Linked DNA regions of Homo sapiens: region 2 is linked to region 1. The links are chromatin loops, found by intact Hi-C in ENCODE. Cell type or tissue: Panc1. All regions are shown on one strand. Each heading gives the region's core, and the rest is flanking DNA. Links, peaks and the distances in the headings are about the cores only.

Region 1 (8,349 bases), core at 331-8,330:
AAAAGTACACTGCCCCTTGGCCTTTCCTGAGTGTTATCTAGCTTTCCATGGGTAGACATCAGCTCTCCACATCTAAATTGTAAGCTGCTCCAGGGCAGGGGCCAGATCTTCTCCTGTGTGTTCTCAGTAGCTGACACAATTGCCTTCCATGTACTAAATGTTCAGTAAACATGTGTTGGATGGTTCATTGATCCAATAGACTTATGTCTATGCCAATACAGGCTTGCTCTTGAAAAGCTGCGGGTAAATCAATTCTTTGTAAATTGAATCTTATTTCAAATGTAGTAGGGATGTTCAGCATTTCAAGGAATCCTAGGTCAATCTTTGGTGGATCTACGAGCCCTGTATTCTGCCATTCTCGTTTTACAGGTAAGGGAGCTGAGTTACAGAGAAATTAAGTGACTTATTATAATCTGATTTGTCAGTCAAATATAAGGTTTCTTCAAGCAAAACATACCTGTTACTTAGGTCAAGAGGGATTTGGTGAAAAGCCTAGCTATGAAATTTATAACATCAGATTAATAACGTTATATTTTCAGAAGCATTTATTTTTAGTCTGCAGATATTTATTAAGTTTGTTTACAACAGTCTTTTAGTTGTATACTAATGAGTAAAGGCTATGCTAAATTGTGTTGCAGTTTATGTCAGATTAGAAACAAAAAACAACAGACACAAAGTTTCTGGTTCAGAAAATTCACCTCTGAAAGCCCCCAGCTCGAAGTGTTTAGTTTTTCTTCTGTGAGGTGTGAGAGGATGTTGAATGTGCTGGACAGGTGCCAGGTCCTGCGATCCTGCAGGGTGCGTTCCTAGATTCATTGTTGAGGTGATGAAAGTCTCTTCAGTCAGTGGCTTAATGTTAAGTGTGAGAAAGATGTTGGAAAAGATTTAGGGAGACCTTTTGGGCACCTCACTGATGGAATTATTTTAAATTGAGCAGGTTTTATCAACATCTGTATTGGGTTGATTTAGTTTCTCCTTGCTATCAGTTCTAGAATAAAATAGTTTATTATATGTGAGAAAATTGATAAAAGTGTAAAGCTACTTTGCATCACTACTTTGGATGATCCAAATAAAGGAAATAAAAGAATCAAAGCATTGGATTTACTCTGCTTTCCTTTCTCTTCATAGTCATTTTTATGTGTTTTGGCTTATCAAAAATGAGATCAAAGTTGTTATATACTACAAAAGAAGCTGCTTTTTTATTTAGGATTTTAGTATCTTGACATGGAGCAGTGAATCAGATGTGGGGACAGGAGATAATTTGTATTCATATTAGATCAATATTAGCTAACAGCTGTTTTACGGACATCAAGTCAATTCTGCAACTCAGCAGGGAGAAATTATTACCCCCTTTTTAGAGATTTGGAAACTGACTTCACAGTTAATGTGGGCCTTTTGACGTCAGTACTGATCTCACAGTTGGCGTGGAGCTTTTGACGTTGGTACTGATCTCACAGTTGGTGCGGACTCTTTGATGTCAGTACTGATCTCACAGGTGGTGTTGGCCTTTTGACGTCAGTACTGGTCTCACAGTTGGCGTGGGCCTGTTGACGTCAGTACTGATCTCCCAGTTGTCATGGGCCTTTTGACATCAGTACTTATTTCACAGGTGGTGTGGGTCTTTTGATGTCAGTGCACAGACTCTTCCCGTGCACCAGCACCACCTCCATGGCGCCTCCCCATGTCTTTTAGGTTTTGCGTATATTACTATTGGCTGCTGTGAGCACCATTTTTGGAAGTACATTTTCATATTGCATGAAGAAATACCTGAGACTGGGTAATTTATAAAGAAAAGAAGTTTAATGGACTCATAGTTCCACATGGCTGGGGAGGCCTCACAATCATGGTGGAAGGCAAAGGAGGAGTACAGACACGTCTTAAATGGAGGCAGGCAAGAGAGCATGTGCAGAGGAACTGCCCTTTATAAAACCATCAGATCTTTGAGGACTCACTGTCATGAGAACAGCATGGGAAAAAACCACCCCCATGATTCGATTGCCTCCCACTGGGTCCCTCATGACACATGGGGATTATGGGAGCTGCAATTCAAGATGAGATTTGGGTGGGGACACAGACAAACCATATCAGAAGACAGTTATAATATTTGCATAATACCCAGACTGTGAGGAATAAGCCAAGTAATAAGCAATAACAGATGGAATATTGAGGTTATGCAGAGTCTGTGCTGTGCATGTCACAGCCTGCACTTGACCTGAGTCATGTGCTTCCTGAGCTCTTTACAGGGTGCTAGGCCAGGATATACGTGAGAGTTACAGTGATTGGAAAATTAGTTTTCCTATTAGTGTAAATACGTATGTGTTAGGGGATAGATGATACACTATTACAGACTTATAAAATGGAAAACTAAAATTGGAATGTAAAGCTTATAGCAGGTAGCCTCAGGCTGTGCTCCCAAACCTTTGGGTTCAGTTTCTTTATGTTTCTTCAGTTTTCTGTTACGGATACTGGAGCAGAAGTTGAATTTTAGTGGATTTGATGTAAAGAAATGGGTATATTTCAACTTTCACCTCCTTTCCTGTTCCTTTTTTTTTTTTTTTTTTTTTGCTTTGAAGTGTGAATGAATAATACTATAGACAAAATACAATAGCAAAGACAAATTATGGATAAATTGGAAAATCAAACTCTGCAGAACAAAGATTTTTTAGTTTTACATCATGTAACAAATTTAATGACAAACTATACCAACAAGTGAATTGACGATTTAAGATATTTCATTTAGCTTCCAAAATGTGAATGCTAATAAGTTTGAAATCACTAAATCACAGTAATTCCTTGCATTGGGCAACAGAAATCTATTAATTAAAATGAAAAGTCTAAAGATATTTTGGGGAAGATTGCAAATTTCAAATAACTGTATGTGGTATCCTCCAGTTCCTTTTAATAGTCTCATCCTTAGCTGCGCATTTACTTCACAAGGGAAACCTTAAAAATACTGATAACAGAGCCTCACTGCTGGACCTTTAGATTTAATGGGTCTGCAGTGAGGGCTGAGTATAGCACTTTTTTTTTTTTTTTTTTTTTTAAGGCCTGGTCTTGCTCTGTCCCCCAGGCTGGAGTGCAGTGGCATGATCGTAGATTACTGTGGCCTTGACCTCCCAGGCTCAAGCGATCCTCCTGCCTCAGCTTCCCAAGTAGCTGAGACTACTGGCATGTGCCACCACACGTGGCTAATTTTTGTATTTTTTGCAGACATGGAGTTTTGCCATGTTGCCCAGGCTGGTAGAGCATTTTAAAAAACTCCCCAGGAGATCCTAATGTGCAAAGTTAAGAACAACGGTTTATATGATAATCATTCTTTAATCATATTATTTGTTTAAAGGTAGATTCCTGTATTTTAACATTTTAACTTTAAGGTTGTGATACTCTGATGAAGGCAGCTCCTATCAACCTGTAGGCAGTTCAAGGTGTTAACCTTTATCTTTAATGTTTTTATGTGTCAGATGGCAGTTAGTATAAGGATTACCTTTTTCCTTTTGCAGTGTCATAATACTGAGTGCCAGGACCTAAGTTTTTGAAACCTCCCAGTAGCCCCTTTTTAAACTGCTCTGAGCCTGCAGGGCACAGCATGACCTAGCTGTTAATTTAGTACTTTCATCTGATTGACCTGGGAAGGATCACTGGCCGCCTAGGGGAGACCTTCCCATTATTAATTCCTGCCTGGATGTCCTTTATGTGTCTGCACAGAGGTTTCGGCTTTGGCCACGTTGTGAAAGTCATAAAATTAAAGAAATATTTTGCACTGGCTGTTCACATTGACATTCAGAAAAACAAATTGCAGTAATCACTGGGGCCTCTTCCTTTGAAAGAACATGCGACCAGTGCCTTTTTAGTTTATATCTTGGTAGATTTGCAGTGGGTCTGCTGTACGTTGATGGGTGGGAAGTGTTAATGATCACTGTGGGCCCATGGCCGCTGGAAGCTATTTGTATTCTTTGCACTCGTGTGGGGCATGTGTGTATATGTGCAGAGGTGTTCATATATTGCTTTTGTTTGCATTTTAAACATGAAGCTCATTTTTAAAGTACTTGCAAAATTTATCCAATGGGAGGCAAACCTTTAAATTAGTGATTCTCAAACTTTGAGTGCATAAGGATCAGATACAGGGAACCTGGGGTGGTGTCTGAAGTTTGAGAGGACTGGGGTCAATAAATTTCCACAAAAGGTGACTTCTCTTAGATGCCCGGATACAGATGACAAACAAGGCTACAGATAGTTCTATACAGAAACAAATGAATATATTTTTACCATTTGTGGAAATTACAGTTTTGAAACTGGGAAGCCCTTTGTATCACTATCAGCTCTATTTTTGGAAGTAATGGAGGAAGTATTTCAACCTGATTACTGCCTGTGGAGTGAGGAATTTCTTAGTGTTTGACTGACCGCCTGCTGATACTTTATTTCTTTAGAGCTCCTCAAGTCATTATAAGAATCACCCAACAGTGTGAAATCAAAATGATTTCTTACTATAAAATGTCAGCTATCTATCGTAAAAGATTATGTGCCATTTAAAAATATAATTGCCGTTTCTCCCCTCTCCCCCACCTTACATTCAGATGTTCCAGAATAACAGAATCCCTGCAAAATGAGAAGGAATCCCTGCAAAATGCAAGGATCTAGCCTGTGCAAATTTCAGAAACCGCCTTCTACTTTAAGTCTTTTAATAGTCCAGATAATTATCACTCTGCTCACTGCCCTTTTCTTTCTCTCTACCTCCTCGTCATTCTTGCGACATTTTAATGATGCTGTTTGTGTATTGCTGCTGATGAATTCTGCCCAGTGAAGGTTATTTATTTATTTTTCCCTGAGCTGGATTTTACCCTCTGTTTACTTATGTTGGTGTTCTGTTTCCTTTCCTAACTGCTACCAGACATTCGTTTCCATGCCTTTGTATAATGCACAGCAGGCTGATGAAGCGTGGGGACTCGCGCTGTGGGAATCCTGCTTGGGTAAATGTCACCGCTTTATATAAAGAACTTTGCTCTATCGTAGCTCCAGAATCTGCTCAGATTGCCACACCTTAACATATGATCTGATTATTAGGAAGTATATGTTTGTTGTGTTTTGAAACACTGATGGGTTTTTAATGCACTGCTGATTAATATGTGAAAGTGAAAACCAGCCAGTGAATAACCTGGAGTCCTTGTCCTCCTGCCCTCTGCAGGCTTGCAGGGCATTGGGCAGCTGGGACTTGTACCTAGGACAAGATTACCCATCTGTGGAAACGCATTGCTGACACCTGGACAAAACGAGTGTTGCAAGTGGAAATCAGTGGAGATGCAGAAGAGAATTTTGCCTCTGTCCTGCTAATGGGGAACATATTTAACTTGGTGCAGTATCTGCAGTAAGCTAGTGTGTTAGGTACTATTTGAAGGAGTCTTACTCATCATCAAGTTAATTTCTTGACTTTAAGAACGTATTTATGCAGCAGCCCTTTTCTCAGCACCTCTGGACTTTTGAAAAGTGGCCTTTTGTCTTATTTCTACATAGAAGCACTGCCCCTGTGCTTCCCTTTCTGGTGTAGGGCGCATGGAGCACTGGGGACAAGGTGGGGCTGTTTCTCAAATCTCCTGCCCCCAGGTCTGGGGATAGTATGTGATGCACATGAGCTTCACCATGCATCAGCTGCCCCGTTCTCCAAACCTAGCTTTACTCAAAGACCTTGGTGGTTTGGAAGTGCTCAGCTCATCTTTGTATACTTCTACTTGTTTTGGAACATCATTCCTTTGAAGAAAACTTTGAAGACAGCTTCTCAAGATGTTTGTCTTTCCTATTGCCGTACTGCATTGACTAGCCTCAGCTAAGGACCTGGACTAAAAGATAGGCACCCATGCTTACTGGGGAACCTCTTGAGTCTTTAAGAATGTATATGCAAGCTTCAATCAACTGATGGATGATTCCCCTCCAATCTCCCTTCCCTTCCTCCTGCTCACTGGCCACTGGCGACACCCCCAAACAAAAAGCTGTGTATACGCAAGAGGGCATATGGCACAGTGGGTGAGAACGTAAGCTCTTGAGACAGGTTCCGGGTTCTGGCTTTGCCACTTCGCAGCTCTTTTCTCTTTCTGAACCCCTGTGTGCCCGTTTTCTCATTTGTAAAAGAATGAAGATAATAGCACTTACCATGCCTAGCATAAACTGTTGTTTCCTAAATATATCATTTTAACAACTTTATTGATATATAATTTACAGCCATAGGGTTCACCATTTTAAAGTGTGTAATTCATGATTTTTAACATGTTTAGGGAGTTGTGCAACCATCATCATAATCTAATTTTAGAACATCCCCAAAAGAAACCATGTACCTACTAGGAGTCACTCTCTATCTCCTCCTGCCTCTCTGCCCTGCTTCCCTATTTCCCAGGTAATCACTCACCTACTTTGTATAGATTTGCCTACTAGGGACATTTATATTAATGTAATCATACATAGACGGTTTTTGTCACTGACTTGTTTCACTCAACATAGTGTTTTCAAGGCTCATCCATGTTGCAACATGTGTCAACACCCAAATTCCTTTTTATTGCAGATTAATAAAGTGTGTGGATATACCACATATTGCTTATCCATTTATCAGTTGATAGACATTTGGATTGTTTCTGCTTTTTGGCTATCATGAATAATGCTGCTATGAGCATTGATAATACAAGTTTTTGTGTGGATGTATGTTTTCGTTTCTCTTGAGTATATACCTAAGGATGGAATTACTGGGTCGTATGGTAACTTGATACCTAACATTTTGAGAGACCGCCAAACCATTTCCATTTTACATTGCCGCCGGTCATGTATGAGGGTTCTGATTTCTCCACATCCTTGCCAACACTTGTAATTGTTTGTCTTTTTGATTCTAGTCACTTTACTGGGTGGTTTGGGTGGGTTACCTCATTAATTGTGACTTTGATTTTAATTTTCCCAGTGACTAATGACATTGAACATTTTTCCTGTGCTTATTAGTCTAAATATACTATTGATTGTAAGAAAAATTGCTTACTGTTTTAGAGATAATACTGATATAAGAACCATCAGTCCCTGCTTTCATTAGAGGGGCAAGAGTGAGGATAGTTTTAAAATCAAGCATACTTAAAGAATCATACCTGCATCTCATTAAAAGAAAATGTTATTTCTAGGTAAAGCTAAATCATCATTAATGTATAGGGTTTACTGTTTTTCTAGTAGGTTTATGTGTAGAGCACTCATTTTGTTTGGTTTAATCTCTAGTTGCTTTTATGTTTTAATTTAACAAAAATGGGTGATTGGAAAGATGGAAAATACCCTTGTTGCCACCACAGTGAGTTCCAATTTGATTTCAGCAACGCGTAGAAGATTGAAGTCAGATGCAGCCAATTTTCTCCCGATTACTTTTTTTTTGAATCTTGCCTGAATAATGTGAGCTTTTTCAGCTAGCTAATTAACACTGTTTTTTTCTGCCATATTGGTGACTTTATGATATTTTGCTTGTAATTATATATATATTCATTTATATACTTCTACCCTATTCGTAACTTTATGATATTTTGCTTGTAAAAAATTATATATAAATTCATTTATATACTTCTACCCTATTTATTAAATGTCCCCTGCATGAAATATATATTAATAGCTACTGCATGGATTATCTTTGATTGCTTTTCTAATAACAGTTATCTGGACTTTGCTTGGTCTTGGGTAAGAGGCATATTTGTATGTATATTTTCTCATTTTTGAAACAGAAACATAAACTGTTGCCTCCGATATATTTAATAAAACTCACCAGCACTACTGATAATATTTAATTATGCAGTTATAATTCTATTCATTTTTAGTTTACATTCTGAATCTTAGGGGCAGTGAGGCAGAGTGACATGATCATGGAAGTATTTGTACCACAGGGGTTTGACCTTGACTCTGCCACTTCCTGCGTGACTTTGAACTAGTCAAAGTTACCAGTTCAAAGTTAGACTTTGAACGAGTCTAATTGTTAGAGAATGGCATGAACCCGGGAGGCGGAGCTTGCAGTGAGCCCAGATAGTGCCACTGCACTCCAGCCTGGTCGACAGAGTTAAGACTTCATCTCAAAAAAAAAAAAAAAAAAAAAAAAAAAACAACAACAAAAAAGGAGGTTACAGTCTGTTTATGTTGTCTAGTTACTAGTCAACACTAACCACTCTGGCTCGGTGTTTTAACCTGTCTAATGGGTATTTTTTTTTTTTTTTTAAGTCATACCATCTACCTGATGCGGTCGTTGTGAGAACATTTCAGATAGTATTTATTAAAATATTTCCTCCTTGGTATGAAGTAGATGCTCAATAATTGTTAGGTAGCACAGATTAATTATCCTTTATCTAAAAATTC
Region 2 (8,349 bases), core at 50-8,049, 110 kb before region 1:
TCTGCCTTTACTTTTTTTCCTAAACAGTTTCCCATATGTATTGAATTATATCCTTCCTATTGATTTGCAACATACTCCTTAGGAAACTTTAGGCTGTTGGTGAATTTTCTGTTTTGTTCCACTAATCTGTCTTTAAATCACTGTATCAGTAAAAAATTATAAAGTATTATCCTTTTGTAATATATTTTAATGTTTTCAGGGAAAATATCCCTCATTATTTTCCTGAAGTTTCATGGCCATTACCTCCCCTTTATTCTTTGGGATTAATTTGGGAGTTATTTTATGTTTTATGAAATAACTTCTTGGAGTTTTGATTAGAAGTTTATAAATTTTATAAATGATGAGAGTGTTGACTTATTTTTTGAGATAGATTCACTCCATCCCTTTTAATGTATTTTAGGCATAATATATTATTAGTGCTCTTATAAATGAGAGCTTCATTTTCTTATTTTTCAATTTGGGGAAAATTTTTGAGAACATAACTATGGTAATTATTAGAAAAATAACCTAGGAGTATCATATTTACATATTCTCTTTAAATATATTCAACTTTAAAAATAACTTTATTTTTAAAGTTGCATATTCAGTTATCACAAATTTTATGTGTATCTATAAGTCTTTTTGCATTTGTGTGGGCCTTTTTCTTTGTTCTTGATCAATGTTGCTGGAGGTTTATTGATTTTATTAGACTTTCCAAAGAATCAAAGGTTTTATTGAATTATTGAATCTTTATTTATTTTTGCTCTTTTATTATTTCCTTGATTCTACCTGATTCATGTTTATACTGTCGTTCCTTTCCTAATTGTTAAATTTGTTGAATTTGATGCTTAGCTTGTTTATTTTCAGCCTATATTCTTTTATCATTTGAACATTTAAATGTGTACGTTTTTTTCTAATCACTTGCTGCTTAGTTCCAATATATGGTGTTTTTATTATTTTTCATGTATACTTTAGCTTTATGATTTCTTCTTTAATCAGTGGATTATTTAGAAATGTGTTTTTATGTGAAAAATGTCATAATGTTTTTTGAAATACTGATTTCTAACTTGATTGCATTGTGCTTAGAGGACTTGAGGTGTATTAAACTGATTGTTTAGAACTTGTTGAGACTGACTTCATGGTCCAGTATGTGGTCACTTTTCATAAATGTTTCACATTTGCATAAGCATATCTATTGTTCAGGCTGGGTGTGGCAGCTCACACCTGTTGTAATCCTAGCACTTTGGGAGGCTGAGGAGGGCGGATCACTTGAGGTCAGGAGTTCGAGACCATCCTGGCCAACGTGGCAAAACCCCGTCTCTACCAAAAACATAAAAATTAGCCAGGCCTGGTGGTGTGTGCCTGTAGTCCCAGCTACTTGGGAGGCTGAGGCAGGAGAATCGATTGAACCCGGGAGGTAGAGGTTGCAGTGAGCCGATATTGTGCCACTGCACTCCAGCCTGGGTGACAGGGTGAGACTGTGTCTCAAAAAAAAAAAAAAAAAAAAAAAGAATATCTATTGTCCAATTGGTGGATACAGGGCTCTAAAAATATCTGTTAATCATATTGTCTAAATTGTCAATATATTTAATGATTGTTTTTGCTCTGATTAGCAATTAGTGAGATATGTTAAAATTACTTCACTAAGGCCAGGCATGGTGGCTCACGCCTGTAATCCCAGCACTTTGGGAGGTCGAGGTGGGGGGATCATGAGGTCAGGAGTTCGAGACCAGCCTGGGCAACATAGTGAAACCCTATTTCTACTAAAAATACAAAATTTAGCTGGGCATGGTGGCGTGTGCATGTAGTCCTAGCTACTCAGGAAGTTGAGGCAGGAGAATTGCTTGAAACTGGGAGGCAGAGGTTGAAGTGAGCCAAGATCGTGCCACTGCACTCTGGCTTGGGCATCAGAGCGAGAGTCCATCTCAAAAAAAAAAAAAAATTTTTTTTTTCATTAAATGAGAGACCTCTAATTTTCTCCTAGTTCTTTCAATTTTTTCTTTATATGCTTTGAAGCTATGTTATTAGGTACTGTGATAGGCAGAATAATGCCCCCTCACCTGTCCACGCCCAAAGTAAAGATGTCTACATCCCAATCGTCAGAACCTGTGAATATGTCCCTTTACATGGCAAAGGGGAATTAAGATAGCAGAAGGAATTAAGCTTGCTGATCATTTCGTTTTCAAATACAGAGCTAATCTTGGATTATCCAGGTGGGTCCAGTATAATCACAAGTCCTTAATGTGAAAGAAGTAGGCAGAAGAAGAGTGGTGTGACATGAGAAGGATTCAGCAGGTCATTGCTGGCTGTGAAGATGGAAGGGGGCGTGAAAGCTAGCGGTATCAACACAGAGTGGCTCATGTGAAAACCTAAGGAAATGGAGCCGCGAGGCCATGAAGAAGGCGCCCTCGTGCACATATGCTCATGTAGGAACTACTGGAAGAACTTCCGTGTTCCGGATAAGCTGCCTGCCTCCTGCACATACGCTCATGTAGGAACTACTGGAAGAACTTCCGTGTTCCAGATAAGCTGCCTGCCTCGTGCACATACGCTCATGTAGGAACTACCGGAAGAACTTCGGTGTTCCCGATAAGCTGCCTGCCCATGGACACTTGCCTCCTTCCAGCTCCTGCAACCAGAGAGCTTTGTCTCAAGACAGCTCATGTGGACTTCTCATTTTTTCCTTTTAAAAGCTTCTCTTGTCTCAGCCTGTTTGGATATACCTATGGGTCTGCCATAGCGTGCATATGGATTGTAGTCCCCTGCTATTCCTGAATAAACTGTTTTGGAAAGCCAGTCTCTCGTTTATTTTACGTTGACAGGGGCTATGAGTCAAAGGATGCAGGGAGCCTCTAGAAGCTTGAACAGGTGAGGAAATGGATTCATCTCTAGAGCTTCTGGAAAGAAAGGCAGCTTTGTTGGTTGTAGCCAGTGACGCTGGCATCGGACTTCCAGTTAGTGTTTCTCTGGTACATCTTTCTTCCTTCTTTTAACCTTCTTTCTGTTGGTATCCTTGTGTTTTAAGTGTGTCTCTGGTAAGCATTATGTATGTGCATTATGTATATAGATTTTGAATTTTTTACCTATTCTGACAATACTTGTTTTAAATCAGAGAATTTCAAAGAGTTATACTTACTATGATTACTAATACATTTGGAATTATTTGAATTATTTTTACCATTTTATTTTGTCCTTTCACTTTTTAAAACTATTTTACTTAAAAAATTTTAAGAGGCAATTTAAAAAGTTGTTTTTTGGGCAATAATCCTTTACAGTAGGTATTTTTATTCCACTTTGCAGCTGAGAAAACTAAGACACAGAGGGTTAAGTAACTTGTTCAAGATCACACAATTAGTGTGTGGCAGAAGCTGGACTTGAACTCTGTTCATCTGACTGTAGTGACTGCATATCATCCTGGTACAGTTTCGTTTATTGAGTGTGATAGATTTAAAAAAGGCAGAATTGTCAGTCAAGGATGTGCCGATGTCTTCGATGTACTCCTCTAGATATGCCCTCTACACGCTGTTCTGTGCTCCCAGAGTCTGACCTCTTTGGACTGTTAGTGAGCCTCCTGCCTGGTGGCTACCAACTGGGTCCAGCCAGTGAGAAACGAGGGCAAAGAATTAGGTCCAGGTATTTATTCTGACCCTTGAACCACCCTTCCTTCCCACATACAAGCCCTTCCTGTGTACAGGGTTACCTCAGGGCTCACTGTGTCCCTTGGGAAAGGTCACGGCTCGTGTCAGGGACCCTGTCCACTCTGTCCTCTCAGCATCTAGTTTCTGCTTCCCTGCTCTTATGCCTTAAGGCCTAGGGGTGCAAACAGCAGTTGTCATTTGCTCCAGGGCATGGCATTATTTGGTTTTACTAAACTGTCCTACCTTTTGTGAAATTCCCTTTATTAAATGCTTTCCAAATTATCCCTGTTGATTGCACAGTCTGTTTTCTGCCAGGACTCTGACTGATACAGTGAGAAAGGAATGCTTAATCAAATCAGCCGTCCTTTATGGAAATAAATTATTAAAGCCCTGCCTCACATCAAAAAGCAAAGCTTGAAAAAAATATAATAAGGGATTAATAATCAAAACATATAAAAATGTCAAACATCTATTAAAGAAAAAAGGCAAGCCATGCAAAAGTAAAGTTCAGGGACATATCCTACCAGACATTGTAAAGCTATAGGAATAAAATAGGGTAATACTGGTGTGTAAAAAACACATAGTTTTACAGTCTATTCATCGATCAGATACCTTAAACTACCTACCTACTAACAACAATTAAAAATATTAGAGGAGAGATGTAAAAAACTATTGAAAATGTATTTCTGACCAGGCAAGAGAAGACGGAATTGGCAGGGTGAAAAAGGGCAAGCCAGACTCTAGGGAGGGCAGCGAGCTCTTAGACTGCCTTCACCGTCTTTCTGAACTCAAGGGCCGGGAGTGTCTGCTTTGATGGCTGCATGGGACTCCGGAGATAGGCAATAAAGCCCATGGTTTCTACAAAGTGGGAAGCTCCAAGATTTATTGCTGAATAAATCTGGAACCCTAAAGTCCGTAATGTAAAAGGTGAATGAGAAAGAAATCTCTGCGCAGAAGAGAGAAGGAAACAAGCCTTAACTCACTGGAGTAGCAAGGAAAGCGCTTCTCTGAGAATTGATGACCACCAGAGGGCCTCCCACAGGTCTTCCCTGCACATTCCTGCTATCCTACTGGGGAGGTCCAAAACAACCTCCAGCAAACAATTCAACGTGGTCTTCAAGTAGTTGTGTACCCAGGCAACTGGCAAAAACAAATACAACTCCTCTCTGGAGGAAAGCAGCTTCCACCCAATATTCAAGGCATTACTGAAGGCAACAAAACAGGAAAACAGGTAAAGGATTCTCAGGCAACTCACAGGACATAAAATGTACATCTTGATTACGAAATAATCTGTGTAATAAGCTTAGAAAATTGCCTGACACGTAATAAGTGCTAAGTAAACGTTAGCTATGATGATGCTGGTGACAACAATGATGATTTCAAGTCTTTTTAATTCTCTCCTATTAATTGATTTCTCTTGCTTTGTTAAAATCACACCAGTTTAATTAACACTTGTCATATTGTAAACTTTTTAAAATGTTCAAATTTTTTCATTGTTCTTTTTAGAAGTTTTCTTACATATTTTATGTGAGTTTTAGGATTGGCTTGTCAAGTTCCTGAAAAATCATGTTTGAATTTTGATGAGGATAGGGGTTACCTTTATAGATTACTTTGTTAAAAACTGACATCTTTACAGTATTGAGTCCTAGCATTTCTGAATAGAGTATATCTTTTAGTTTATTCAGGCTTCTTTTATGTCCTTTAGTCAAGTTTTATAGTTGTCTTCATAAAGATCTTGCCACCTTTTTTTAGTTTTATACCCACTTTTCCATTTATGTTGCTCTTTCCTATTAAATGCTTAAATTGGCTATATTGAAGATGTAAGAAGGCTGTTGAGTTTTGTGTTCACCTTGTATGTTTTGCGCTTGCCAAAATCCCTTACTTTTTCTGATTGCCTCTGATTTTCTAGGTGAATAATCATATTGTTTGTAAATTGTGATAATCATTTCCTTGTGAATATTTCTGTCTCTAAATTTTTATCTTATTGCAATCCCTGCACCACTACAATGCGGGATTTTAACAAGTGGAACAGATATCCTTGTTTTCTTCTTCATTTTAATGGATGCTTCTAATATTTTACCATTAAATGTAATATTTTCTCTAAATTTTTGATATATACCTTTTATCAGAATTTGCTAAGCATTTTTGTTAGGAATGGGTGTTCAGTACTATTAGATGATATTTATTTCAGTCTCTGATAGTTACATGATGTTTCTCCTTTAATACATGACTATAGTAAATTCATTGGAACATTTCTTTTTTCTCCTCTTTATCATTAAAATGTTTATATATACGTTGGATAAGCTCTACATGGCCATAATACTTGTCTAACATTTTAAAATTTATTTTTAGTTTTTAACTAATACATAATAGTTGGACATATTTATGGGGTACATGTGATATTTTGATATACGCATATGATGTGTAATAAATCAGGGTAATTGGGATATCTGTCACCTCAAACATTTATCATTTCTGTGTGTTGGGGATACTCCAAATATTCTCTTGCAGCTATTTAAGAAATGCCTTACTTCAGTATATGTGAGGGGTTGATTCCAGGGTCCCCTGTATAACCAAAATCGAAGCATGCTCCAGTCCACAGGTGGCCCTGCCAAACCCACGGATACAAAATTTCACCTTCTGTATCCATGAATTCACATCCCTCCAATACTGTACAGTTTTGTAGGATTTGAACTGCATGGGTCCATGTATACACACATTTTTTTTCAACCAAACATAGATCGAAAATACATATTCACTGGATGCGAAACCTACATATATGGGGGCTGACTTGTTGAATATGAGGTTCCACAAGGCCGACTTCGGGACATGAGTGTGTGAGGATTTCGGTAAACATGAGGGTCCTGGAACTAGTTCCCCATGTAGACCGAGGAACGGCTATATTTTCAGTTTGGTTGGAAAAATATCCTTGTATAAGTGGATCCTGGCAGTTCAAACCAGAGTTGTTCAAGGATTAACTGTACAATAGTTAACTATGGTCTCCTGCCAGTGCTGTTGAACACTAGAACTTATTCCTTTCCTCTAACTGTGGTTTTGTATCCATAACCAACCTCGCCTCACACTTTCCTCTCCCCTGCCCTTCCTAGCCTCTGGGAAACACTGTTGCACTCACTACCTCCACAAGATCGGTTTTTTTTAGCTCCCACATAGGAGTGAGAACATGGGATATTTGTCTTTCTGGGCCTGACTTTCGCTTAATGTCCTCCAGTTATAAACGTGTTGCTGCAAATGACAGCATTTCATTTTTTCAGTGGCTGAATAGTATTCCTTTGTGGAAGCATAACATATTTTGTTTGTTCATTCATCTGTTGATGAGCATTTAGCTTGATTCCATATCTTGGCTATTGTGAATGGAGCTGTAGTAAACGTGGGACTGCAGGTCATCTGTTTGATAGACTAATTTCCTTTCTTTTGGGTATATACCCAGCAGCGGAATTGCTAGATCATATGGCAGTTCTATTTTCCATTTCTGGAGGACCCTCCATACTGTTTTCCATAATAGTTCTGCCAATTTACATTCTCACCAAGACCGTATGAACATTCTTTTTCTCTGCATCCTAGCCAGCATTTGTTATTTTCTGTCTTTTTGATAATAGCTATCATATCTGGGGTGAGATGAAATCTCACTGTGGTTTTGATTTGCGTTTCTTAATGACTAGTGATATTGAGCATTTTTTCCCTAGACGTGGTGGCCATTTGCAGGTCTTCTTTTGAGAAATGTCTCTTCAGATACTTTGCCCATTTAAAAATCAGATTATTTGCTTATTTGCGATTGAGTTGTTTGAGTTCAGTGCTGGGTTCCACCGTGGCAGGGCTAACACCTAGTTCCAATGCCAAGTCCCACACTCACTTTGCTTTCCCTACCCCAAGCATAGGTGTTTTCCCTCCAGGCTGTGCTGCCTGGGGATGAGGTACCAGGGTGTAGGTAATGTGAGACTGTCTTCCCTACCCCTTTAAATGCATCTTTTCTTGTTAAGCTAAAACCAGGTCCTGTCATCTCCCATCTGATTTTTAGCTGTTATGAAAATGCTTTCTTGTATGGATAGTTGTTCATTTTGATGTTTGTGCTGAGGGGATGATCTTTGGAGGGTTTTTTTTTTTTTTTTTTTTTTGAGCCATCTTGCTCCACCTTTCTCTCTGGTAATTTTTAAACTTTATTTAAAAATGTTCCATCTATATTCATAAGTGCTATTCCCACGTAAGTGTGTTTTCTTATTATATTTATGAATCCAACTATGGTGGCTTTCTAAAACATCTTAGGTTTTTAAAAAATCTTATTCTTTGTCCCGTTAGGACAGTTTATATAATATTGGTTTTATCTATTTTTTGAAGATTTGAAAAACTCTTCATTAAAACCATCTATGCCTAGTGCTTTTAGGACACTATTAGGACAGTTTATATAATATTGGACAGTTTATATAATATTGGTTTTATCTATTTTTTGAAGATCTGAAAAACTCTTCATTAAAATCATCTATGCTTAGTGCTTTTTTCCCCCCTGAGTTAAATTATTACCTGTAATTTTGATTTCTTCTATGGTTATTTGGTCTTTTGTTTTCTTTTTTCTTATGAAAATTTTAGAACATTCTTCTAGTATCTGTTTTGCTTAGCTTTTAATGTTAATTAAAATTATATGGAGTTAAATTTTAAATCTTTAATATCTGAGGTTGTTTTCTTTTCCATTTCTATTGTACTTTATTTGGATCTTCTT

What was found. Hi-C counts contacts between places; a loop is a spot of excess contacts. Peaks named below come from ENCODE experiments on the same cell type or tissue, not always from the same donor. Only the 100,000 strongest peaks of a DNase experiment are listed, where the experiment ranks them.
Region 2: it touches region 1 in a loop (3-fold over the local background); 3 of 110 quality-filtered maps call a loop at or near these places.

Annotation. Positions count from the first base shown.
Region 1 is chr7:3,587,758-3,596,106 of GRCh38, forward strand. The region is part of intron 1 of SDK1 (sidekick cell adhesion molecule 1); the gene reads left to right. Among named protein-coding and RNA genes, the nearest start is that of SDK1-AS1, 240 kb to the left of the region's middle. In Panc1, for the core only: CTCF peaks have their summits at 5,198 (motif pointing left) and 5,404; DNase peaks (open chromatin) are centred at 5,074, 5,184 and 5,384; H3K4me3 peaks cover 2,243 bases; H3K27ac peaks cover 8,000 bases.
Region 2 is chr7:3,477,956-3,486,304 of GRCh38, forward strand. The region is part of intron 1 of SDK1 (sidekick cell adhesion molecule 1); the gene reads left to right. Among named protein-coding and RNA genes, the nearest start is that of SDK1-AS1, 130 kb to the left of the region's middle. In Panc1, for the core only: CTCF peaks have their summits at 4,648 (motif pointing right) and 4,864; a DNase peak (open chromatin) is centred at 4,766; H3K27ac peaks cover 4,579 bases.